Regions from separate parts of the Homo sapiens genome. Here regions 2, 3, 4, 5 and 6 are each linked to region 1. The links are chromatin contacts, found by Hi-C or POLR2A ChIA-PET in ENCODE. All regions are on one chromosome and are shown on one strand. Each heading gives the region's core, a stretch centred on a gene start or an enhancer-like site at or near the end of the contact. The rest is flanking DNA. Distances are from core to core; before and after follow the strand shown.

Evidence for each region. Hi-C counts contacts between places; a loop is a spot of excess contacts on that map. ChIA-PET counts read pairs that join two places held with the same protein, here RNA polymerase II (POLR2A). Pooled maps may share reads with other maps.
Region 2: a loop to region 1 is called in a map of CD8-positive, alpha-beta T cell, with 20 times the contacts of the local background. The contact joins the promoter of TXNDC16 here to the promoter of PPM1A in region 1. A Hi-C loop is called at or near these places in 3 of 168 maps with a recorded cell type or tissue (CD8-positive, alpha-beta T cell, ascending aorta and naive thymus-derived CD4-positive, alpha-beta T cell) and 10 of 50 pooled maps.
Region 3: a map of naive thymus-derived CD4-positive, alpha-beta T cell shows a loop between it and region 1 (20-fold over the local background). The contact joins the promoter of EIF2S1 here to the promoter of PPM1A in region 1. A Hi-C loop is called at or near these places in 1 of 168 maps with a recorded cell type or tissue (naive thymus-derived CD4-positive, alpha-beta T cell) and 4 of 50 pooled maps. POLR2A ChIA-PET finds 5 or more read pairs at or near these places in 1 of 52 experiments (CD4-positive, alpha-beta T cell).
Region 4: a map of CD8-positive, alpha-beta T cell shows a loop between it and region 1 (20-fold over the local background). The contact joins the promoter of DDHD1 here to the promoter of PPM1A in region 1. A Hi-C loop is called at or near these places in 2 of 168 maps with a recorded cell type or tissue (CD8-positive, alpha-beta T cell and naive thymus-derived CD4-positive, alpha-beta T cell) and 5 of 50 pooled maps. POLR2A ChIA-PET finds 5 or more read pairs at or near these places in 2 of 52 experiments (CD4-positive, alpha-beta T cell and naive thymus-derived CD4-positive, alpha-beta T cell).
Region 5: a loop to region 1 is called in a map of CD4-positive, alpha-beta memory T cell, with 24 times the contacts of the local background. The contact joins the promoter of GPHN here to the promoter of PPM1A in region 1. A Hi-C loop is called at or near these places in 2 of 168 maps with a recorded cell type or tissue (CD4-positive, alpha-beta memory T cell and naive thymus-derived CD4-positive, alpha-beta T cell) and 10 of 50 pooled maps.
Region 6: a loop to region 1 is called in a pooled map, with 18 times the contacts of the local background. The contact joins the promoter of CGRRF1 here to the promoter of PPM1A in region 1. A Hi-C loop is called at or near these places in 5 of 50 pooled maps. POLR2A ChIA-PET finds 5 or more read pairs at or near these places in 2 of 52 experiments (K562 and OCI-LY7).

Annotation. Positions count from the first base shown.
Region 1 is chr14:60,247,014-60,251,030 of GRCh38, forward strand. It overlaps PPM1A (protein phosphatase, Mg2+/Mn2+ dependent 1A), which reads left to right and starts at 2,208. Exons shown (of 6, transcript NM_021003.5): 1 at 2,208-2,664. RefSeq lists enhancers at 762-1,011, 1,554-2,282, 1,592-1,641, 1,702-2,051 and silencers at 2,152-2,251, 2,452-3,191.
Region 2 is chr14:52,551,255-52,555,271 of GRCh38, forward strand. TXNDC16 (thioredoxin domain containing 16) reads right to left here and starts at 1,251. Exons shown (of 21, transcript NM_020784.3): 1 at 1,062-1,251. GPR137C (G protein-coupled receptor 137C) reads left to right here and starts at 1,582. Exons shown (of 7, transcript NM_001099652.2): 1 at 1,582-2,337. The coding sequence starts at 1,894. RefSeq lists silencers at 1,772-1,841, 1,852-2,051.
Region 3 is chr14:67,358,529-67,362,545 of GRCh38, forward strand. It overlaps EIF2S1 (eukaryotic translation initiation factor 2 subunit alpha), which reads left to right and starts at 1,800. Exons shown (of 8, transcript NM_004094.5): 1 at 1,800-1,928. ATP6V1D (ATPase H+ transporting V1 subunit D) reads right to left here and starts at 1,276. Exons shown (of 9, transcript NM_015994.4): 1 at 1,130-1,276. The coding sequence starts at 1,170. It also overlaps a transcript of GPHN not described here. RefSeq lists enhancers at 387-1,173, 1,016-1,235, 1,256-2,055.
Region 4 is chr14:53,151,251-53,155,267 of GRCh38, forward strand. It overlaps DDHD1 (DDHD domain containing 1), which reads right to left and starts at 2,073. Exons shown (of 13, transcript NM_001160148.2): 1 at 1,011-2,073. The coding sequence starts at 1,848. It overlaps DDHD1-DT (DDHD1 divergent transcript), which reads left to right and starts at 2,104. Exons shown (of 3, transcript NR_110062.1): 1 at 2,104-2,481. RefSeq lists enhancers at 829-878, 899-1,098 and a silencer at 1,919-2,248.
Region 5 is chr14:66,505,946-66,509,962 of GRCh38, forward strand. It overlaps GPHN (gephyrin), which reads left to right and starts at 2,202. Exons shown (of 23, transcript NM_020806.5): 1 at 2,202-2,646. The coding sequence starts at 2,583. RefSeq lists silencers at 2,247-2,436, 2,787-2,936 and enhancers at 3,027-3,186, 3,437-3,486.
Region 6 is chr14:54,508,242-54,512,258 of GRCh38, forward strand. CGRRF1 (cell growth regulator with ring finger domain 1) reads left to right here and starts at 1,665. Exons shown (of 6, transcript NM_006568.3): 1 at 1,665-1,822. The coding sequence starts at 1,719. RefSeq lists silencers at 1,326-1,755, 1,555-1,740 and an enhancer at 1,916-2,145.

The DNA of each region.
Region 1 (4,017 bases), core at 958-3,457:
ACTACCGTCACTAGTGACCCAGCTTCTGCTTATAAATAAGAAAATTTGTCTTTTAAGAGCACTCTAAATGGTTGCCATATGAGCTTTTGTAGTTCAGAATGTTAATGAGTCCACCAGCATGCTACTCATGCTGTTACTTGCCTGGAGTATTAAGGATTCCAAGAAGGTAGCGTTTCAAAGATCTCTGATCTAATTTCTTTTTTTGGGGGGTCGGGGAGATATGTGGAGAATTAGGAAATGTATCCTCAGATGATACTGAGACCAAATGCATAGTGAATTTTATTTTTATTTTGTATATGTGGAAATGATCCACGATCATCTTCTAAGGAATTCTGGCCGGGAACAGTGGCTCACGACTGTAATCCCAGCACTTTGGGAGGCCGAGGAGGGTGGATCACGAGGTCAGGAAACCGAGACCATCCTGGCCAACACGGTGAAACCCTGTCTGAACTAAAAATACAAAAAAATTAGCCAGGCGTGGTGGCAGGCGCCTGTAGTCCCAGCTACTCGGGAGGCTGAGGCAGGAGAATGGCATGAACCCGGGAGGCGGAGCTTGCAGTGAGCCGAGATTGTGCCACTGTACTAGCCTGGATGAAAGAGCGAGACTCTGTCTCAAAAAAAAAAAAAAAAAAAAAAAAAAAAGTGAAGGAAACAGAACCTTCCCCAAAGTCATGTTGAGAAAATTAGAGATGGCTTTTTACAACTTTAAAAGCAGCAGCTAAATATTTGCTGAATGCCAGAAAGAATAAATAGGTTGCTTTTGATCTAAGAGTTGGGGCAACAAAATGGTTTAGGAGATAGAAAGTAGTAGGGTGCAAATTGCTATAGTGAGCTCCTCAAGTAAAATAGAGAGGCCTTCAACATAAATTTACCTTTTTTACTGGCCAGAACTCAATTTGGCCAGTAAAAGAACCTGCCTTCTACAATGAAGTCTTTGGTTTGTGTGTGCATCAGAACATCTTTTAAAAATACGGACTTTTCTTCTAACTTCTTTTCCTGCGAATGTGGTGTAGGTCAAATTCGTGAACTGGTTAAGCCGCTGACAAGAGAGGGAAGGGCACCCCAGCCAATGGGAACCCGTGCTGGTGATGTACTGCTCCTAGGCTGCGATTCATTGGCTGCCTAGGGTTTGTCATTCTATCCCCGGCGTCTGCAAGCAGCGTGGGTCGGGTTTTCCAGCTAGCTAAACTGGATTTTGGCCGCTGGCACGTGCAGTTTCTATTAACTTTAGCTCATCTCTACCTCTTAATAGAAGCAGCTGTTATGTTTCTGATTATTCTCCTGATTTTGAAAAATCCTGTTCCCTTAACCTACCTCATTGGAGGTCGTTGGAGGTCCCCTGGGACAGAACCACGTGATTATCTAACATGTGCAAATAAATACAATGTGGAATCCCCTGAACTATAGAGGGAAAACCTGCCAGAAACTCAGAGCATGTGCCCCGTGCGTGAATCAGTTGCACTCGCACATTGGTGGGCGGTGGTAGCGTGCTTGTGTCTCTGCCCTTTGGGTCGCGAGGTGTGTGGCCGTGGCACCTGCTTGGGCTTCCTGGGGTCACTGGGAGAGGAAGGCTCTGGAGGAGTGGGACTCTGGGGTAGGGGGGTCTGGCAGCTGCCTGGGACCCACCATGGGTTCGAAGGGCAGCGGCCAGACCGCGACGGCGCCCAAGAAGGGTGGACAGCTTCGGGTCTGTGCTCGGGGCTGCGTGTACACCATCTTCGCAGGGAGTGGGGTTTGTATCTGCAGGCAGGTAGAAGAGCCAGGGCTCCGGGCGCGGACGCCGTAGGGGTAGCTTCCGAGTCCCTACTTGGCCAAGGGCCGGCACGGAGGGGCTGTCGATCTACTGGGCACCTAATAGCCGCACATTCTGTCCAGTCCCTGGCGCCGGAACGTGAAGGCCCGGGTCCTGGCTGCTATCCGGGATCCGGACGCTCCCTTCGGCTTCGGCCTGGTGCTCCAGGCCGTAAGGCAAAGGCGGCGGCAGCAGCAGCGGCAGAGAAAGAAGCTGGGTAAGGCAGTGACGTCATCTGTGGCGGCCCCTCCCCCGCCCGCCAGCCCTCACCGCAGTTCCTGCCCAACGACATCCGGGTCTCTGTAGCTGCGCGCCGCGCCGCAGCTGTAGCGGCGGCGGAGCCAGCGGGGCGGGGCGAGCGGAGGGGTGGGGGAGGGGCGACGCGGTCGTGAGCGCGCCTGCGCGGGGCCGCGCTAGAGGCGGCGGCGGCGGCGGTGGCGGCGCTAGGGACGGGAGCGCGCGCGGGAGCTAGAGAGCAGTGGTCTCGGCGCTCGTCCGGCCCGCAGCTTCGGGTCCTCAGGCGGCTGTTGCTCCGGAACGGGTGGTTGGGGAGGGGGGGGTGGGGGGACTCTAGACAGCTGAGGCGCGAAAGCGATGAGTCCTCGGCTCTTCCTCCTCCTTCTCCGGGACCCGCTCTCTGCCTCCCTCTCCAACGCCCGGATGATCTGAGCCGCGAGGGCGCCGACAGCCGGGGGCCCGGACGCAGCCCGGCTCCTCCCCTCCTCCGCCCCTTCCCCAGCCTGACCTGGCCCGCCGCTGCAGCGGTGACCCCTCCCCCGGCTGCCGCCGTCGCCGCCGCGGTGACCCCCTCCCCGGCTGCCGCCGCCGCCGCCTCGGCCGACCAGGGACCTGCCCGCCTGCGGCTGCTCCGGGTAAGTGCGGCGCTCGGGCCGACGGCGGGCTGGCGGGCGGTGCGGGCCTGCGCGGCGGCGGCGGCGGGCAGGCCTGGGGCCTGTAAACAAGCCGGGCGTCTGCCCGGGCGCTCCCGGGAGGAGACGCGACAACTCCACCCCCTGGCCGGCCTCCTCCCCCGAGCCGGGCGGCGGACGGCGAGGGGTTAACGCTCGGCGAGGGCGGTGGCGGGGAGGCGGGGGCGGGGTGTTAGTTGCGGTGGCGCGGGGAGGGGGCGCGACCCTCTGGCCGTCCGCGGCCGAGATGGGTGTTTGTGGCGGCGAAGCAGGCGACGGCCGCAGGCCGGCCTGGCCGGAGAGCGGCCTGCAGAACTTTTCCCGAGCGGGGAGGGGGCGTCCCCGCGCCCCCACCCGCTCGGGCGCGCCGCCCCGGCTGTCCTGGGCTTCAGCCCCTGGGAGGGAGGCGGGGAGACTTCCTTTGAACCGGGCTTAGCCTCGAAAAACCTAATTCTGTAGAAATTGCTTAAGGTTTTACAGGGGGCAGGGCTGAGAGACTCCTTCAGAACTCAAGTCAGTGAGTGATGCCTCTAGTTCATTCATTATTAAGGCATCGAACAAATCCATTGAAGTAAATTCCGATTTCTTATCCTTTTAACTACGTAAATCGGGTAAAACTTCTTGATGTTAGAGCTTGGTTGAGGTATGGTTCTGTTCTGCTTGTAGATTTTAAATAAACTTGGAGCCTTTTCTTGAAAGACAGCTGGCTGTGGAGAGCCTTCTACCAACTGCAGTTTTAGATACGTTTTGAAAATTTCATCACCTGAGGTATTTTTCTTCTCTCCTGAAACACCACATGGTACAAATCCACAAAAGTCATGCTTCAGTTGTCCAAGCCATGGGATCTGTGTGCTAGCCCCACCTCCCCGCAAGTTTCCTGCTCATTGGAATAATGAGCTGAATGTGTTTTAAGAAGTGGTTGGAAGAGTATGAGAGATAGGTATCATTTTCTCAAAGGAAATGATTTTGACATTATTGAGAGAAATTAGACATTTTAACAATTGTTTTGTAAAACAGTCTTTTCAAACTTGCACGTTGGGGTTTTAAACACAACCACTTTACATGTGTTGCGCTCCGAAAAGTGGAGGGATTTGTTGAAACACTACTCTGCTGAGACTTAGGGTTCCAGAGCACTTGGGAATTTAGCATAGCTTGGTCCCCAACTCTCTTTGAAACACTTTACTTTTATACTTTTATCTTGCTACATATTGGGCCTTTTCCAAAGATTGTATTTCTGTAACTCCTTATTTTACAAATGAGAAAATTGAAAATAAGGAGATTCTCTATTCTTAGATGCTGCTTTTACTGACTTAATGC
Region 2 (4,017 bases), core at 1-2,500, 7.7 Mb before region 1:
GGGCAAAGCATATGACAAAGGCCAGCCTGGACAATATAGTGAAACCTCGTCTCTACCAAAAAAAAAAAAAAAATCAGCCGGGCATGGTGGCTCCAGTGCCTGTAGTCCCAGCTACTTGGGAGGCTGAGGTGGGAGGACTGCTTGTGCCCAGGAGGTGGAGGTTTGTAGTGAACTGTCACTACAGCCTGGGCGACAGAGCGAGACCCTGCATGAAAAAAAGGAAAAAAAAAAAAAAAAGCATAGGACAAAGGATGGTGAGGTAAGAAAAGCTGGGTCTTTGTTGCTCCAATAAACGTAGCAATGTCTTTCACAAGGATACTGAATTCGTAATGTGCTGTGTATTCTAAAGAAAACAAATTATTTCCTTTTAATTTTGCACTACTTGCTAATCTTATTTCCAAATAGGAAAAAAAAAAGTCAACAACTATGTGCCGGCCCAATATACGTTAGTCGATCTGATTATTCCTCGGTTCTTCACAGCAGTAACACAGCATGTATTTTCTCTCTCAGGCCCAGGAATAGCGCCACCATCTACCATACACAGGTCCAAGGCTTCGATACATGTGGAATTTAAACAGTACAGAATATTCTACTTCCTCTCCAGGCAATCATCATACTTACAAGTCTGTTTCTGCCTTTTTCCCAAAACTTAAGCCCAGAGCATCTTCCCAAATTCTACGTTTGAAAGAACCAGCTTCCCCCTGCTCACAGATCGCTTCAACATCCATCTGATACTACTACTACTCTTCCTTAAGAGACATTTCCCTTGGCCTTGGGAGGAAAGGGTCTTTCACTTAAGAGCTCCGATTCTCCCCGTCGCCCCTTTCCATCCCCTCGACCCACAAAGGGCTCCGGTGTTTCCCGCCGTTCATGCAGCGAAAAGAGAAAGCAAAATGCCCTCAGGAGGCTCCAGGTGAGGCCCTTCGGTGCCCCAGAGACGGGTGTCTTAAGTCAGACTCCGGAGCTGTGCAGTGCAGCCCTGGCTACAGAAAGCTGCTTCGTCTGAATCCCCGGGTCTGCAGGCAGAGCCCACAGCCTGAAGGGCCAGCGCTGTCACCTACCTGCCCGGGACCTGCGGGCGGGGACCTGGGCCGTTCCCGAGGCCGCGCGGCCAACAGTTCCCGCCGCCACGCGACGGAGGAGGAGGCAGAAGACGGGGCCGTGCCAGACTAGCCGGGTAGCCTGGAACCACTTCGCCAACCTGCAAAGGCGTAGCACTTCTCCCTCCCAGCCTGCAGCCGCCACCGACTCGGCGGAGTCGGCCTCCTGGGAAAAAACAACCTGCGAAGCTCCTCCTTCTCCTCGTGCTCCCTACGCGAGGCACTCTCTAACCAATGGGAAACGTGGTGGGCGGAGCGAGAGTGACAGACGATTACAGAGTCCTCCCGCCGGCGCGAACGGGCGGTGCAGTAGCAGGGCCAATCAGCAGCGTGGGTGGGAAGTACAGGGGCGGGAGAAAGTAGGGAAATTACGCGCCCAATCAGATCTCGGGGCCCTCGAGCGACGGGTCCTGCGGCCCGTGGCCTTCCGAGCGCGGCGCTCAGGGGGCGTGCCTGCCTGGGCCAATCGGCGCGAGCCCACAGTGCGGAGCGAGCGCCTCAAATGCTCGGGTTTCTCAGCTGATTGTCTCCAGCCGAGAGTTGTTTTTTGCAGCTACGGAGCCGAGCCGCAGCAGGAGGAGCCGAGACCCCCGGGGGGTGGGGGGAAAGAGGAGGCGGGGTCCGGGGGAGCCGCGGCTGCTTTGCGCTGGACTCCGGGTCCCGTCACGGCGCTTCCTGGGGTTAGAGGCTGGGGTGGGTGGGGGGTAAGGGGGCAGTCCTTCTCCCCTTCGACGGCGGCTCCGAGTCCAGCCCCTTCCTTCCCGCGCTCGCTCGCCCGGCCCCCAGCCCCCTCATGAGGGTGTCCGTGCCGGGTCCGGCGGCCGCTGCCGCCCCCGCAGCCGGCCGCGAGCCCTCCACGCCCGGCGGGGGCAGCGGAGGCGGAGGCGCCGTCGCTGCAGCCTCAGGCGCCGCGGTGCCGGGCTCCGTGCAGTTGGCGCTGAGCGTCCTGCACGCCCTGCTCTACGCCGCGCTGTTCGCCTTTGCCTACCTGCAGCTGTGGCGGCTGCTCCTGTACCGCGAGCGGCGGCTGAGTTACCAGAGCCTCTGCCTCTTCCTCTGTCTCCTGTGGGCAGCGCTCAGGACCACCCTCTTCTCCGCCGCCTTCTCGCTCAGCGGCTCCCTGCCCTTGCTCCGGCCGCCCGCTCACCTGCACTTCTTCCCCCACTGGCTGCTCTACTGCTTCCCCTCCTGTCTCCAGTTCTCCACGCTCTGTCTCCTCAACCTCTACCTGGCGGAGGTAAGGCGGGAGGGCCGGCATGCGGGGCCCGGGCGGGTGCGCGGGGCCGCCGGGATCAACTCCCGCTGAGGACCAGCGGGGGCGGGGGGTGGGCAGCGAGAGGCGGACTGGAAACCAGCCTGGGGAAACTGAGGCACACCTGGAGTGTGAGCCAGTGTTTTCGCCTTAAACTTAAGTGGCTGATTGGCTTGATTACTGAGGGGTTCGGGCTAGGGGGTGAGTGAGTGAGTGTGTGTGTCTGACAACTTAAAACAGCAACGGAACGAACCCTTTGTTCGGTGTTCTGGCCCTCCGAGGTAAGGCGTTGGTGGCACCAACAAAGTGGCATCGCAAGAAGTAGCAGCCCCGGTGGCTCTGCCGAAGCCGGACTGTGTTGAGGGAGGTTGGATGCTGAGGTAGCAGCAGCTCTGCTGAAGCTGGACTGCTGCCAGCCATTACGTCACCAGGCAGAGCTGTTCCTCTGCTATTGTTGCTGCGTTTCTTTTATTAGAAGCTTATATTCCCTCCTGCATCTCCTTTCCTGTGGCTCGATAAGCCTCACATAAATTTCGTTCGATAGTTCCCCAGCAGGGTTGATGATCAATAACCAATGCTGAGGATCAGGATAAGGACCTCCATAAAGCCCTTAATGTTTGCCCCAGTTGCTTCGTGCTTTAGCGGTTTATCCTACCTCCTATTAGCATAGTCTTTTTTGGAGCTAATTAAGAGAAAAAAATACTAGCTTAACCTGTGCCTATTGCAGAAACAAAACCACCAAACTGTTTTTGCAATAACTTGCTTAATATCTGGAACCTAATCACACCCCCTTTCTCTTTTATGGGGAATTGCTGGTTGGATTGCATTGTTCTGCAGCGCTTAGGTATTTGACCCATTTCAAACAGGTTTGGGAGTGTAAGGTTGTCAATCATGTGTGTCAGCTTGTGGTATTTAAGCCATAATATTTTAAGACTTTCCCCCAAAAAAGTCCTCCTTCCCACCAAAAGAAAAGCTTGAGGAGGGGAGGAAGCAAGGTGACATCATATGCTTAATACAGACTAATATAGAATAATATTGGCCTATGCAGCTAATCCTCTCAAAGGCTTTTTTGGAGGTGATGGAATTAATGTAGTTCCAAGCAAAAGTAAAAAAAAAAAAAATGACGTATATTAAGTGTTTATATTTCCTGCATAAACCAACTCTTTTCTCCTTTAATAGGAAGTAGAATGCATAATTTTATAATCAGTCATAATGTCAGCTATTTAGCACACTAAAAACAATAGTTGAAAACAACAAAACTAATTTAACTTTTATTATTTTCCTTCTCCATCCTTTGAAAGTCCAAACAATACAATGACAAAAACGCAAACCAGTAAGCGGAAATAAGAAGCATAGGTTATCACAAATCAAATGATGCCATAGTCGTGTCACTTATTTGAGGGTGTTCTAATCTAGTTGTCGTTTAAGCTGTTATAACACTTCTACCCTTTATACTTAAACTGATACATTGTAATCTTCCTGCCACCATTTCAGATAGTGCGTTAGTGACTTCTCAACGCTGAAGCTTTTACTCCAGGTTCAGATGTTTACCTGAAAGTGACTAGCGATTTTTATGCCAGGGGCATCAGATGACTTGTTTTTTCCCTATATATTTTGATTTACAAAATAATATGAATGATTCACTGTAAAATAGTTGGTAGGCAT
Region 3 (4,017 bases), core at 550-3,049, 7.1 Mb after region 1:
TCCTCACTGAAAAGAAAAAGGGAAAGCCAGGCGCGGTGGCTCCCATCTATAATCTCAGCCGCCAGGGAGGCTGAGGCCGGAGGATCACTTGAGCCCAGGGGTTTGAGGCTGCTGTGAGCTCTGATCATACCACTGCACCCCAGCCTGGGAGACCCTGTCTCTTATTAAAACAAACAAACAACAAACTAAATAAAAATAAACAGGATGAGGAGGAGAAAGGGAGCAAGTTGTTAGGCACATTTGAGAAAACGTCAAAATTTTCCTTACAAACTAGCCAAACACCTACAGTGATATGCCATTTTCCTGACAAAGAATTCAGGCCCCAAAAGAAAGGCAGCCCACAACTGAGCGTATTCCCAAGCATGAGTTCTTTCAAGAAATATTTTTTTGTGGACCTTCTATGGATTAAGACACTCTTTCATCCTGGAGAGAGCCCACAGTCTAGTGGGAGAGAAAGACACATAAACAAATATCTACTTTACAGCGTGATGACCGGTATTAACACAGGTCTGAACAAGGTGCAGCGGTGAGAGAGCAAAAGCAGTGCCTCAGAAACACAGGGATATCCTCTCACAGCAGGTGACATTTGGCGGGATCTTGGAAAATGAGTAAGGGGATCCAAGATCGAATCCGAGGGCTATGCTAGGGCGATTCGATTCCATCCCCACTTTGGCTTAGGGACCTCTTCTATATCCTCAGTAAACTTCCCTTCTCAGAGCATTTATTAAAACCTCCTTGGCCTTTCCAGACGAATGTCTGGCTACGTAAACTGTGAGCTCTGTAGGGCAGAGGTGGCGACGGTTCAGTTATATAAATCCAGTGCCCGGCTCAATAAGGGTATGTGGAATGGATGAATCCATTAATGAATAAAGACAGCAGACCTCCACAAAAGCCCGCCGGCCGGGCGCCTTTTCCTACCGGCTGGGATCGCTTCGTCCAGCCTGATTCACTCAGGAGGAATGCGCGAAGAGGCCGTCAGGAAGCCTCGCCCTAGACTCAAGAAAAGAACCTGGGAAAAGCTCAGGATCCTCCCAGGAAACAAGGACCCTCACTGTGGCCCAGGGTCTGAAGGGACCGCGCTCCGGGTTCCTAAACCTGTGAAAGCGGCTTATCCCATTCCTTTACTTACATTCGCGAGGGAAAGATTTCAATTCGGTCTTTGCCCGACATTCTGACGATAACTTTTCGGCTCGGGTCCCCGGCCGGGCAACCGAGGCTGCAATAGCTCCAGAACTGGCCTCCACAGTGTCTTCCTCTACGGGAGTCAGCTGGTTGTGTCACTTGACCCCTCTTGTTGCTAAGAGGCAGCAGGGACACCCATTTTCACTTCCGCTTCCGGTTGTCACAGGCGACGAAGGGGGAGGACAGAACAGAGGCGTTGCCCGGATGTCGAGGCGCGCGCACCGCGGAACCACCCCTCAATTCCGGTTCGCCTCCCAACCCCTCCCCATCCAGCTTCCCTGCGGCTGCGCAATACGCGGCACGCGCCAGGCCAAAGACTAGGAGCGAAGCGTGCACGCCTTGTCTTTCTCCACCTTTCGTCTTTGGTCACAGCGCCATCTCATGGTTAGCTGAAACTTTGAAAGAGGATTCATTCTTCAGAGGCAAGGAATCGGAGTCCTATGTCTTTCTCGCGCCTTGAAGGTTACTTAGCTAAAGCTAAGATAGCGAGAAACAGTACTTTTCAGGTCCTTCCATGATCTACATTCGTCCTTGTTCTCGGAGGACCCAGACTCTATGGTTAATGATGAAGAGGGGCCTCTATTCGTTCAGCGCTTGCGCATGCGAGGAGGTTCCGCATGCGCGGTGGAGTGAGCGAAGCGCACGCTGAGGAGGATCGGCGGCCGGTGAGGGGGAAGCAAGTCTGGTCTCTGTGATTGAAGAAGTCGGCTCTGGGCTCCAGTGCGGGAATCACACACATACCTCAGGTGACTAATCCCAAGCTCGGTTTCTCCAGGAACTCACTTTGGTTTGTGTCCAGTGACATGGGTGTTCGAGAGCGGGTAGGCCCCGGGCTAATACCTCCCTTTCCCGTCCCTGCGCGGGAAGTGGCTGGACAGCACCGCCACCACCCGCGCTGTCGTGGGCCTCCTCGCCGGCTCCGTGTAGGTCATCCTGTGTTCCAGAGGCATCGTTGTTCGAGCAGAGGAATCTCGTGAAGGAAAGTGGGCCGAGTGGATTGTACAGCCTCTACAATATGCCGAAAGTGAGAATGCCATGACGATGGGGCGGTCTCAGGAGAACGCTGTGACACCGTAACTCTTAACCCCGGCTCAGGACGCTGAGCACTTTGCTTTTTCCAGGCTTGAGAATTCCATCTTTTCTTCCGCCCCAACAGCTCTACCAAAAATTTCCCCTGCGTCTCAGTGGAAACCAAACTGGCCTCTTACCTGAGAAACCTGTGGGACGGGCACCGTGTTGGAAAGAGCGGGGTCCGAGTAGTTTTTCATCTGATAATTGAATGAGTCACCCCTTGAACCAAAACTAAATGAGACTTGAGTTTATTACTGTTACTATCAGTTTGTCGTATTTTGGCGACAATGAGAATAGAACTGTGTTAAGCATATGTTAGGTTAACTATGTTAGTTAAGCATAACTAAAACCTAAGATAAGGATATATTTTCGGGTTAAATACACAGTCATGCTGAGGTCTCTTTATCCTCAAAACTTAGGCTTTTTAAATTTTTATTAAGCAAAAAACATGGTTTCTTCGAGAAAAAGTATAGCAGAGAAGTCTTTATTTCCCCTCAATTGAGTTGTTATTCAAGGAACAATCTCTGTCAATAGTTTGGGGGTGACTTGTACAGAACTTTGCTACCTATTCTTAGTTCATCTGGTGCCAAAAGATGTAGTTGTCTCATGCACAGTAATGTTTGTAGAGATTCGGTGATAACTTTCTTTTTCAACTATAATGATGAAATAAAAGCTTTACTTATGTAGCACTCCTATACCAAGAACTAGCATTCAGAGAGCATTCCTAATACGTGTTAGATCCAAATTAGAATTATCACGAGAGTTGTCCCCATCACATAATATATTTTGGAAAGGAATGTGAACTTCTATATCCATTATAGCAGTTTGACCATGCACTGTTTTGAGAAAGAAGTCCTACCTACCATTTGTCATGCAAAATAACTGACTATGCAGGGTATTTGAAATTAGCCTGGAGTTTGGTTGATATATTTTGAAAGGTGGCTGATACTTTTTACATCAGAACACATAAGAGTATTATAGCATGTTGTGATATTGAGGTTCTGTGGGTTAAAGACATTCTGGATTTGATGTCGGATTACTTGAGTTTAGCTCCTACGCTAGTACTTATTAAGCATTTGTTCTTAAGGAAGTATTATAATTTAGTATTTCTGTTCCACCTTTCCTGTTCATTGCTTCACTGTGCCCTTTCATAGTACTTTGTATTGTAATTATTTGCTTGCTAGTTTGTTTCCCACTCTATACTTAATTACTTAGGTAAGAGTCTTTTTTTTTTTTCTTTTTTCTTTTTTCTTTTTTTTTTTGAGACAGAGTCTCTGTTGCCCAGGCTGGAGTGTAGTGGCACGATCTCAGCTCACTGTAGCCTCTGCCCCTGGGTTCAAGGGATTCTCCTGCCTCAGCCACTATAGTAGTGGGATTACAGGTGCCTGCCACCACACCCAGCTAATTTTGGTATTTTTAGTAGAAATGGGGTTTCACCATGTTGACCAGGCTGGCCTCGAACTCCTGGTTTCAAGTGATCCACCCGCCTCGGCCTCCCAAAGTGCTGGGATTACAGGTGTGAGCCACTGCGCCTGGCCTGGTAAGAGTCTTTCTTGTTGTATCATTAGTGCTTAGTACATAGTAGCTACTGAAAAAAAAATTAACAAATTATTATATTACAAAATGGAAATACCTTCTTTTTCTTTCAATATTTTATGTTTGACTAGCACATAATGGTTTTCAAAATGTTTTTACGTATACATGTGATACCCTCAGTAAACCTGTGATGTACATGGCACAGATGAGAAACTACAGTTCAAAGGA
Region 4 (4,017 bases), core at 823-3,322, 7.1 Mb before region 1:
AAGGTTGTCACAATCAATGAAGACATCTAAGTTAGGGCATTGGGCCCACGAAAATTAAAAGTGTATATTACATATTATAATACTGGTGGTCAGTAACTTCTGTGACTATTGAATATCTCCTATATATTACATACGTAATATTTGCTGCATGCACTGGCAGATATTTACGGTCACCTTCCTCCTATTCTAACTATAAACCCGTCTGTGTTGTTGTCTAATAAATACTGTTAACACTCATATCACACGTAAGTACCAACCATAGTTCCAAGCCCTTGAAGTATATTTTCTAATTTACTTTCACAACAATCCCGTGAGGTAGGTACAATTTCTCCCCTTTTACAAATGAGGAAGACGAGGCATAGAAATGGTAATTTTTCAAGGTTAAGATGCAAACACAAAAATATGTAAATGAGGACCTAAGAGACAGAATCCAGTATTCCACCGAGGGAGCGGAGCCACTTGCCAGAGCTGCTTCACGCAGTGCTTTCCACCTCTCCGAACACACCCAGTGGGAACAACCTATCTCCTTTCCCTCCAGGGATTCTTTTACTTTTCCTGAACCCATAACTAAGCTGTTGATTCTCGAGCAGATCCTCTCAAACCTTCCTACTCCAGAAGACGTGCCGCTATTTAAATCATAGGCTGTTTAGGGTAAATGAGACAGAACCAGATCCCCAGGTGGACAAAGCTGGTAGGATCACGAAATTAAACCTCGGGCTGCGGATCCGGTCCTGGATCACTTCCAGGGGATGGCAGCAGCACCCGGCTCACCCAGGAGGCGCTACCCCCGAAGGTATCCAGTCCTCCTGACCCCAGGCAGCTTGGGTTTTGCCATCTGCTCGTTTACCCTTCAGCTGCCGACGCTCCCTGCTCAATCTCCATCCTGCCCCAGCCAAACGCCAGGCCTCACGCGCCTCCCTCTTCGCGGCGACCAGTCCCAAACCCACACCGGTGCGCATCGGCCCATGCAGGGGCAGCCCGTCCTGCCCTAACCCCGGCCCGCTACTCACGGTTCCAGTACACCGGGTAGCACTCTCCTTGGGTCACATCCACCTCGTAGAGGCCGCCCCGCACGCACACAGGCTCGATGTTCACAAGCTCCACCATCTCCGGCTCGTGCCCCGTCGTACTCTGGCAGAAGCCGCAGGCGCGGTCCTCATCGTCATCTTCTCCGGAACTGGAGGCTGGGCCCGTGGGGGAGCACACATGGTCGCCGTCCCGGTCCCCGCCCTGGGGCCGGGCACCCGTGGTCTGCAGCAGGGTCCGGAAGGCGAGCTCGATGCGGAGCGAGTCGTAGCCGATGAAGGGCTTCCAGGTCTTCTTGTCCTCCTTGTAGAACCAGCGTACCTCCTCCGGGCCCAGCTCCGTCACTACCTCATAGCGGTGCCGGGCCGCCGGGCCGCCAAGCCGGGTACGTTTCCTTTCCCCGGGGGACCCTCCTGTCGCGCCGCCGCCCCCCGAGTTCGTCGGGACCAGCGGAGGCTGCTGCGGCGGGTGCAGCGACAAGGAGCTGCCGCCGCCGCCGCTCTCACCCTCGCTGTAGTAGCGCAGCGAGGAGCCCGACTCGGCGGAGCTGAAGTCATAGTTCTCGTCACTGAGGCAGGGGTCCAGCGCGAGGTGGTGGTTGTGGTCGTCGGTGCCCGGCGCCAAATGCAGCCCGGGTTCCCCGCGCAGCAGGGCCAGGGGCACGTCGCCGTCGTCCGGGTCCCCGCCGGGCAGGTGCTCGAAGCAGCAGACGCCGCCGCCGAACGCTGGCCTCGCGTCTGAGCCCAGCTCCCAGGCGCCGCCGCCGCCGCCTCGGCCGTTATGCTCGGGGCTCCGTGGGGACCCGCGGCCCGGGTAATTCATGCTGTGGAGACGCCGCCGGCTGTCCGGCGGCGCGCGGAGCCGTGACCCCCAGCGCTTCCGCCACACATTCAACGCCGCCGCCCTCTCCACCCGAAGTTTCTAATCTTTCAAATCCCGACCCGAGCTGCGGCGGCAGCGGCGACCGCTCCGCCCCCACGAGACCCGCAGCCGCCGCAGCTGCGTTCTGCCGCCGGCCCCATTGTCACGCAGCCCGACGTAGGCGGTGCTTCGGCCCCCGCCCCGCCCCCCGGCCGCGTGCGCCGCCCCGGAAGCCCGGGCTGCACCGGCGCCGCGCGCGGGGTTCCCCCCTGCCCCTCTGGCTGGGAGGGCAGGGTGGTGTCAGGTCGCCCGCCGCTCTTGGGCCTCCTCGGCTCCCTTCCTCCTTCCTTGCGGTCTTCATGCACAGCTGCCTCGGTCCCCCGCTTCTGGAATTCACAGCCCAGATGTGGATAGGCTTTACCCCACTCATCCTTACAATGTGGGTCATGAGCCCAGAGCCTTAAGCTACGTGTTAGGAGGGCCCCAGGATGTAGGATTCAGCATTGCTCTTTTTGACCTTAGGCCCTACTGCGGCCTCGCCTGGACGTTTTGTCACCTGGCCCTGGTGCCTCCAGACAGAACCAGGACGCATAGGTGGGTGGATACGAGGGCACTCCACCCCACACCCATCACTCACCTTGGTGTCACCACTCCCACTGGGAAACTGGAATCTAAACCTTGCTTCATATGCCATCTCATATTATTACTTATCTTTTGATGCTTGGATTTCCTGTTTTCTCAACCTCATTGCTAGGCCCTTGATGGAAACCAAGTCCATGTCAGCCTCTCCCACACAGTGGGTGCGCAATCAGTCTTAGTTGATTATAATGATGTCAAGTCCAACCAGCTGTGGTAAAGAGTGTTCGATTGAGAGGTAGAAAACAACCAGGTTCTAGATTTAGCTTTGCTAACCATCCACAGGCAAATCACATAATCTTCCTGATCTTTTTGGTTTCCTCATCTGTAAAATTAAGATTCTTGGACCAGATGATATCTAAAGTTCCTTCTAGCAATGGAATTCTATGAACTTTAAGGTTTCTTCCAGATTTTTATGCATCTCTGATTCTGTAACTCATATTCTGGGATCAAGTTGAATACAGAGGCTCCCTTATGTGGGTCTTTTTTATTTAAAAAAAATTATTTTGTAAGCACATCACCCTATGTTGAGAATCCAGAGAAAAACCATCTCCAACCTCAGTGTTTTCATTTTAAGAATAGACAGTCTTCACTATTTCTTTTACTCTCTGGTGGAATCAGATTGGTAGGGCAATTTTTCTTGCTCCTGAGATGTAACCTGTCAGACATTATTACTCTGTCATTATTTAAATCAAGACTATCTGAAGTTTGTACAGGGCCTTTGTAGGAATTTGAAAAAAGGCATTGCTTCCTGTGGGCAGATACAGAGCGGTGTTGGAGTTGATGGCTTGTCAAGTAGAATACAGGCTGGATTTTCTGCCCCAATTAGTGCCCTTAGCTGGTTAACCTTGTGCAGTGAACAACCTATCCAACTGTATACTGCAGCTCTGACTGAAAGCATCTAAGATCAGGACCCTCTTTACCACTCAAAAAAAATTTCTGAGTGCCTGCTTCCCAGTTGCTCCTCCAGTATTTCTATTGACAATATGCAGCATATGATATTGGGTATGGGCTTTGGTCTGTTTACTAGCTGTAAAAGCATTCATTCTACAGGGTTTGAATAGGTGTCTGGCCACCTATATGCCAGGCACCTCTATGCTAACTTCTACTATAAGAGAGAATGGGAGAGAGTTCTTTCTTTCTTCAAGGAACTTACAGCCTAGAGGGGGATACAGACAAGTAAACAGATACATTATATTATAGTACAGTATGAAAAGTACTATGAAGGGGATTATAAATAAGGAATATCACAACATTTAAAATATCTCTATTCCTTTATGTTTCTTGATAGAATGTAGCCTAACTATATAACTATCTGGTCAGATTATTTTGGCCAGATTTTAACTCTTGACTACACAATTTCCGTTAACATTATCCTCTGTTAAAAAAAAAAAAAAAAAAAAAAAAAAAAAAAAAAAGAAGTACTAAGGCCGGGCGCGGTGGCTCACGCCTGTAATCCCCGCATTTTGGGAGGCCAAGGCGGGCAGATCACGA
Region 5 (4,017 bases), core at 952-3,451, 6.3 Mb after region 1:
GAAAATTTAATTCATATCCACCCTTCCCACTTAAATTTTAATGAATTTAACCATCACCCCTTTTATGAATGCAGAAAGTTAGTCTCTTGTCCTCTTATTATTGATTTGTGAAATAAAGTGCCAGTTTTCTTCCATGAATAATTACAGAATATTCTAATTAAAGGAGTGCTTATTTAGTCTACCACTATACTTAAAAGGTACTTATTTAGTCTACCATCTTATTTAAAGGATGAAGGAAAAGGCCCAAATTTGTTTAGGGTCACAACCTGTTAGTGGGCAGGTTTAGACCTTACGTCTAAGATAGATGTAAGACAGACGATAAGCTCAAGATATTTTCTAATCATTTAGAGTGTGTTGCAGAGAATAGAGATAGGTTAGGAAGATAACAATATAACCAACTATTTGCTCTTCATGTTTAGTTTGAGATAACGGAAATCATTCTCTTGGACATACTTTCTTATCTTTATCTCTCATTTCAAACTAGTTAACAACCCGTTGGCCACCAGGATCTAAGGTGACAATGATAGGGAATGAGTTCATGACCTGGCTTAAATTTTTAATTACTGTCAAAAATACCAGCAATACACATACTAAAAACAAAAACAAAAGCAAAAAAGCCATTAATTTATTTTACCCACTTCAATTCCATCCATCATCTACTTTTAGGCCCCATTATTTAAAATGAAATACATAAGCACGTGAATCTTCAGAGGATGGGTAATTTCATGTTCCAACGGAACAATAAAAAACTCATAATCGGCCAGGCACGGTGGCTCACACCTGTAATCCCAGCACTTTGGGAGGCCAAGGCGGGCGGGTCACGAGGTCAAGATCTTGATCGAGACTATCCTGGCCAACATGGTGAAACCCCGTCTCTACTAATAATACAAAAATTAGCTGGGTGTCGTGGCACGCGCCTGTAGTTCCAGCTACTCGGGAGGCTGACGCAGGAGAATCGCTTGAACCTGGGAGGCAGAGGTTGCAAGTGAGCCGAGATCGCGCCACTGCACTGGAGCCTGGCGACAGAGCGAGACTCCGGATCAAAAAAAACCAAAACCAAAACCAAAAAAAAACCTATCAAAGTGACTTTGAAATTTGTGTATAAACACTGATATACATCTTTTAATACTTTGCTTTTCACTTTTATGCCTCCAGGTTACTACAGCTAAGAAGAGAAAACATATACATATGAGTGTGTGTACACACACACACACGCATATAACTTTTTAAAATTCAGAAGTTGAAAGGTCCAGAACGATAGTAAGAAACTAACGTAGAATAGCCACAGGTGATTAATAACACGTTTCATGAAAGGCACATGGAAATAAATGGCAACAAAAGCTACTTTCATGGTAATCTCACATCCCACGAATACTGAAATGAAAATCGCCGCGGCAATGGACTGTGGTTCAGGTGGAACACGTTCTCGTTCGCTAAGGAGATTGATGCTTTTCATCTAAAAGCAGCGCTCATGGCGAAGAGGCTTAAGGCCACAAAACCGTGGGACAGCAGGAGGAAGAGAAGCCAGGTATCTCCACTCCAGCTGCCCTGCCTCAGACTCCTCAGTTTCGCACGTGAGGATCGTCTTGCAGGCACTGACTGGAGATGGAATCCTAAAGCATAGGTGAAGCGGAAATCCTCCTTCAGGGAGAGCCCACTGAGGAAGCCAGCGGCTAGCACGAGGCAGGACAGGATACCTCCCTCTTCGCCCACGGCGGCCTCTCTGTCATAGTAGCCACCGTTCTGCCACTCATGCAGCTTTCTAAGACACCTCTCGGTTCCCCAGCGCTTTCAGTGGGGCGGCCGGCCATTCCCGAGGGTTGCAAGAGGAGGCCCGGGGTGCTGAGCCAGCCTCGCTGCCCCCGCGTAGAAAGCCGGCCCGCCGGCGAGAGCCAGCCTAAGGCGCGGACAACCAACGAGGTGTCAGGCTCGGCAGGGGATTGCTTCTGTCTGGGGCCCGGCCGAGGTTGCGTTCGTGCCTCGCGCGCACACGCTCCGCGTTCACTCAGCCAATCCGGTGCTACTCGCGCGCCCAGGAGCGATCCGCGGTCCTACTCAGGCTGGGCCGGCTCCTTCCCGCTCCCAATACTCAGCACCCGAGCTCTCACTCCTCCCCTCACTCTCCACGAGTTCCACGCCTAGGGGTGTAGCTCCGCCCTTGTCCCCGAGTCCGCCCCCGCAACCTCCAGAGCGTGTGCTATCCTTTCCTCTCAGTCCTGCCATCTAGCTGCCTTGGGTCTCGCGCTCCGCAGAGCGTTCCGACACTCTCCGGCCTCGTTCTGCCGCCTCCGCGCGCTCTCCCCGTGCGGCCACCGCGCCCCCCAAGCTTGCCTCCTTCTTGCCGGACTTGGGGCCGCGCGCCCTGACTCCTTCCCCTCCCGCGGACCCGCGCACTCCCGGCGCGGCCTCTCCCCCACGCAGGCCACCGTGCACTCTGTGGCCTCCCCCTCCTTCCCCGCTCTCCTCGCGCTTCTCTGGCTCCCTAGCTGTCGCGCTCTCCTCGGCGAGCGCGCTCCCGGCCCGCGCGCTCCGGGCTCCGGTTTCTCCCGGCTCCTGTCAGTGCGGTGACTGCGCTGGGAAACATGGCGACCGAGGGAATGATCCTTACTAACCACGACCATCAAATCCGTGTCGGAGTCCTTACAGGTAACCGGGGGAGGAGGTCTGGGACCTATGAGGCTGCTGTCCCTGCATTGCCTTAGGCTTTTCGCCTGTGGTGGCCCTTCTCTGCGGCCTCGGGAGGAGGGAAGGCTGAAGAAGGGAACCGCGGGGGTGCATTTTACAACCGCTGAGAACCGCCGGAGATTGGGGGTGTTCCCGCGGGTCCCCTCCCCCAGGCCCCAGGAGCCGGGGTCGACCCCGTGGGATGTTAGGCCCCAGCGCCTTCGGAAGCAAAGTCCTGGGCCCCCGGGGACCGAGGGGCCGGTGCGGAGGGCGCTGCGGGGCTCCGCGCTGTCGGTGCAGGCGGCGGGATCCCGGCTCCGCAGTCTGAAGCATGCCGCTCTCGGCTGGCCTGGGCGCATCCTCCGCTAGTGCTCTTCAGAGAGAGGGGGGAATCCCATCTCCACCCCCTTCCTCTCCTTCCCTTCCCCCCACCTGGGCGGCCCCACGCCAGTATCTGTGCTTGCCTGGACGAGACTCAGGTGTTAATCAGATGAAACTGCTCCTCCTCGGGTTGTCCCTCGCGGGCCGGGCGTCCCCTCAGCCACCCATGGGGCACCCTTCGCCTCCCTCGGGGGATGGGGGATCGGCTTGCGTCCGGACCTCGGAAAGTGTCTGCCTTCTGCCTTTCCGCGCAAAAGGCCCTCTGTCTGCCTCGTCGTTTCCTTAGCGAGGACGGGCTGCAGCCTGCTGCCGGGGATCCAGCTTTTTACTTGAGAGGGCAGGATTCCCCTACTCGGGCTCCTCTCCCCCTCCTTTCTGGGAACCCCCACCCCGGTAGAGCGTCCCGAGGCTGGTGAGGAGCGCACTTTTCCCGGGTCGCGTTTCCCTCCCTCGCGAAAGCCGTGTGTGTTCTGCATGTCTGATTCCGTTGCGCTGAATTTGGTTAATATCCGTCACTTCGGCGATCGGCAGTTGCTGCAGGGCATGACTTCCAAGATGAACAGCAAGCGGATTTGTAGGGGTTTCTGCTGTGGTTCTGTAATTGGCAAGGTTTATGTGTAATTGAGTGGCGAGACGGGGGTTAAAGAACTATATTTGGAATCTGAGGGCTTAGTTTGGAGTGAAGGAAATCCAAGACTCAGTGATGTGATTTCGGAAAAAGAAGCAGTGTGGACGGGAATCCTAGTGTTTCCCTTACTTCTTTTTTTAATTTTTTCTTTAACTGTCAAATTCTGACAGGTCGAGACGGTGCTCGAGAAGGGACTAAATTGAATAAGACTTGCTTTTATTATTAGGTAGAAAAAAAATGTCTGAGACTGCCGGCAGATATTGAGTGCAAAGCTTAATTTAGCTGCTGAATTTTATGAAAAGGTGATATCCAAAGCCTCCTTTTTTCTCTTTTAAGTAAAGGAT
Region 6 (4,017 bases), core at 415-2,914, 5.7 Mb before region 1:
CCTGTGCTCAGAGAGCTGGGTTCCTAGCAGGCTAAATACACTAGTGAGCAGGTGCTCACACCAGAAATAAGAGGGCTCCCATACAGTTACATACTGGGTGCTTTGGGAGAGGCATCTCCCCAAGGGTTTGGAAGCATCCAGGAAGGCTTGCTGGAGAAGGGAGCCTTTCAGATTGGCCAATATTTTTGTTAAGTGACAATATCAAATGATGGCAAAACTGTGGATGAAAAACTGGGAATACAAATTGGTACATTTCTGGAGAGCAGTGTTTTTACAAAATCTTTAAAATGTACATTTTTTAAAACCATAGTTCCACCTCTAGTAATTTATCCTAAGGAAATACTTTAGCTGTAGGGATGTTCATTGCAGTGTTATTTATAGCAATGAAAAATTCTCCAACAGTTGAGGGCTGATTAAAGTATATATTTTCACAAATCAGATATATAGTAATTAAAAATTGTGTTGTAGAAGCAAGCTTCTCAAACAGTGCTGCTCCAGAGACTACGTGCTCATTTGCCAAGGAATATGTGAGGCCATAGGACAAACTTAGTTCATCTTTCTCAACACGAATTTTACTGGTGATTTAGGAGTGTGACAGAGGCTACTAGTTAACTATCCCAATGTCCATTCTCTTTCCTCCTCAGTAACAAAACTCTTGATTTGTACCAGGGTGTGTTGCTGCTCACGAATAATAAGACTACATATCCCCATTCTCTGATGTGGCTAGATGTGGCTTTAGGAGTAAATGCAAACCAACGAGGTGTCAATGAACTGTTATGAAAGACTTTCAGGGAGGCCACCTTGATGGAGCTGACTCACAGGGTTGAGACAAGGGAGTGACCATTTAGCTACTTTCAGTAATTTTTAAAAAGCTTCTGTGTGATTTAAAAAGTTTTTTAAAAATTATTCTTAAAGTGGAAACAAATACAGTTTCAAATGTTTGGCTAATTCTAATTTGAGGAGTACAAGAAGAGGAGAAAAGGAGGGGGATGTGGGAGGAAGCGGATGCTTTATTTCTAAGAGAATCTTGGATAAGCAATGCTGATTTTCCTCTATGATTAAGTCCAATCTGAAAAGGCTGACAAGTCTCGTATAAATTGCTTGTGGTAGAGACTCCTTTTTTTGTGTTTTCACTGTGCTTATGGTTATTTCATTTTGTAGAATCCAAGATGCCCGCCCTCCTCCTCCTCCTCCTCCACCCTCTCCCAAATTTGCCTAAGATATAATAGGCAGGGTTTCAGGATTTAGAAACGATGCACGTAGATTTCAGACTGCGCCTCTCTCTGACATCAGAAAACCTACATTGCCTAAGGCTGGCACAGAGTTGGCCCCAAAGTCTACTTAGAATTTGCCGGCGGAACAGCAATGACCACTGGGCCACAGCGCTTAAGACGCCCGCTGGGTACCAATCCTGGGAGTCGGGGGCGGTGCGAGTCGGGCCCCCCCCATCCCAGGTCTGCGTAGCCAATAGCTCGGGACGGGAGCGGGAGGGGCGTGGCGTGTCCGGCAGGGGGCGCCGTGATTGGCACGCCAGCTCCCGCTGTCCGCGAGGCTGCCCTAAAGTCTAGCTCATGAGAACCCCAGGCAAGTGCGGACCTACAAAGTTTGTCCGCTCCGGGGCACTGTAGTGGCTTTTACCCTGGCCGGGCGGGCGGGGCTCAGCCGGGCTGGGCTGGGCTCCGCGGCTGGAGCCGGGCTCTACCCAGAGCAAGACCCTGATGGCTGCGGTGTTTCTGGTAACGCTTTATGAATACTCGCCGCTTTTCTACATCGCGGTGGTCTTTACCTGCTTCATCGTGACCACCGGCCTGGTATTGGGATGGTAAGTGTCCCAGGGGTGAGAGACGAAGGGGCGGATACCGCCAGAGTGGGGTCGCGACGAGCAGCAGGGGGCACCGGAGCCGGAGGGCCGCGGGCCGGAGGACGTCGGGGATTCGGTGTCCCCGGGTGCCTAGAACTCCGACTTTCTCTGGGAGGAAAACAAGGTGGACGCTGCACCTGCGTCACTGCCCTGCATCACCGTTTGGTCCGTGTCGCTGGGGCATCTTGGGGTGGTACCGCATTGGGGTGTTTTACTCAGCTTTGTTTCTAGGCGATAAAGCAGCCAGGAAGGGCTTGGGCTTGGGCTTGGTGTTGGGAGAAAGTGCTTCTCTAGTAGGCTTCTGTCCCGGATTCGGGCCTACTGTGTGTCCTGGATGAGTTAGTCACCTGTGCTACAGTGCACAGACTGGACAGTAAGCGAGGTTAACAGTTGTGATTCTGACCTGAATGGAGCCCTTAGCCTCAGATCTTTCAGAGTAACTTGTAACTGAACTGTTACCGTTTGAGAATTTAATGGTTTCTGTATACATTCCACACCTTTTGAAGTAATATTTAGTCGATAGAATTGTAAAATCATAATTTTAGAGCTGGAAGAGACCTTAGAAATATGTAACACCGAGGGTAGGACAGTTGCCTATTGGAGACAAGGAGAATGGTCTGTTAGATAACCGCTGAGCAATTCTTCTAGCCTAGAGGTTCAATTTCTCTCTTGAGGAGATGCTATTGTATCATGTTTAGACAAGCCTTGTAAATAACGAGTTGAAACCGTGTAACTAGCCCACAACAGTTTTTCTAGGCTGCAGCCTCCAAAATCCCTTTGAGATGATAATAGTTACAAAAAGATCAAACAGCAGTTCTAAGTGGATAACAGCCATGGTCTGAAGAGGTCAGAGGGGACTCTGTTGAAGAGGGACATGAGCTGGATTTTGGAGAATGAGCATTTTGAAAAATAAATGGAGTTAAATGTATATAGTAGGGAAGAAAAAGCATCTCAGAGAAGACAGCATGAGCATAGGGGCAGAGAACATGTTAGTGAATAAAGAAGGCTACGTAAAACGAGTTTTAAAATAGCCTTTGGTCACATATATGTGATTGCCTTAAAGAACACGGGCCCTTGTCGGTTTCTGAAAATATATGCCATCTTTAGGAAGTGACAAAAGTTTTAACCTGTCCACACTGCTCCTCACCCTACCAGCAATAGAGCATAGAATTCCTTGCCTTGTATGTGGGTGAGGATTGGAAATACAAATTCCTTATTTGTGGGGGTAAGATTGGAAAACAAAGACCAATCTTACACAATTGGTTATTCTTGACCCATCAGATTTTATTGCTAATGTTCATTACACAAAAGTTTGTAATTGGAATGAGGAAGGTGTTGCCCATGTGAGAAAAGCAGTCTTAACACAAGATTTTTAAATGACTATAATGTTAGTGTTATTCTCTTAATGAAGCATAATTTTCCTCCACTAAGGAAAATAGTAACTAGTTGATAATTGCCTTATGTGCTTTAATTTTTATTTTAAATAGGCCAACTAATTAGATATCTTAGATATCAATCTTTAGTATTGGGAAGAGGGTAGTCAGGAGCCTCATGTTTGTAGTGGTTAACAGACAGACTTTGGAGTCAGTCAGACATAGGTTCAAATCCTGGCTCTGCCAGCTTTAAGACTTGGTTTGAAAATTTAATAATTGCCAAATCACCCCATTTAGGTAAGACTTTTTACAAGAGTGGAAGCCCATGTAATTATAGAACGTTTGGAAGTCTGGGCTAAGCACTGCTGAGGCCACAAGACCATGTAAATCCAGTCACTTCCATCCTAATTTAGGCCTAACCAGTCATCTTGTGCCTAACCCAACCATTCTCTCCATCCGAGTTAGTTTTGCCCACGTAGATAAACTTTTTACTATGTTTATTTGCAAACTTAAGCCAAGGCCATGTATTTATTGACTAGAAATGATGAAAACTTGGACACCATCTAAATCGCATAAAAACATCTTTCTAATAGTACCAATAGTACCCCAGTCAGAAGGGTAAACTAGTTAATACGCATGTTTTTCACCCTTGTCATTGTTTTGTTTTGTTTTAACCTCCCATAATACCATCTCTACTGTTCATGTGTTTTCTGTCATGGTTTTTCCCTTGGTACTTCTCTGAGTTTTTCACTATTTGCTTCTTTCCACTGTTTGCCATGTCTG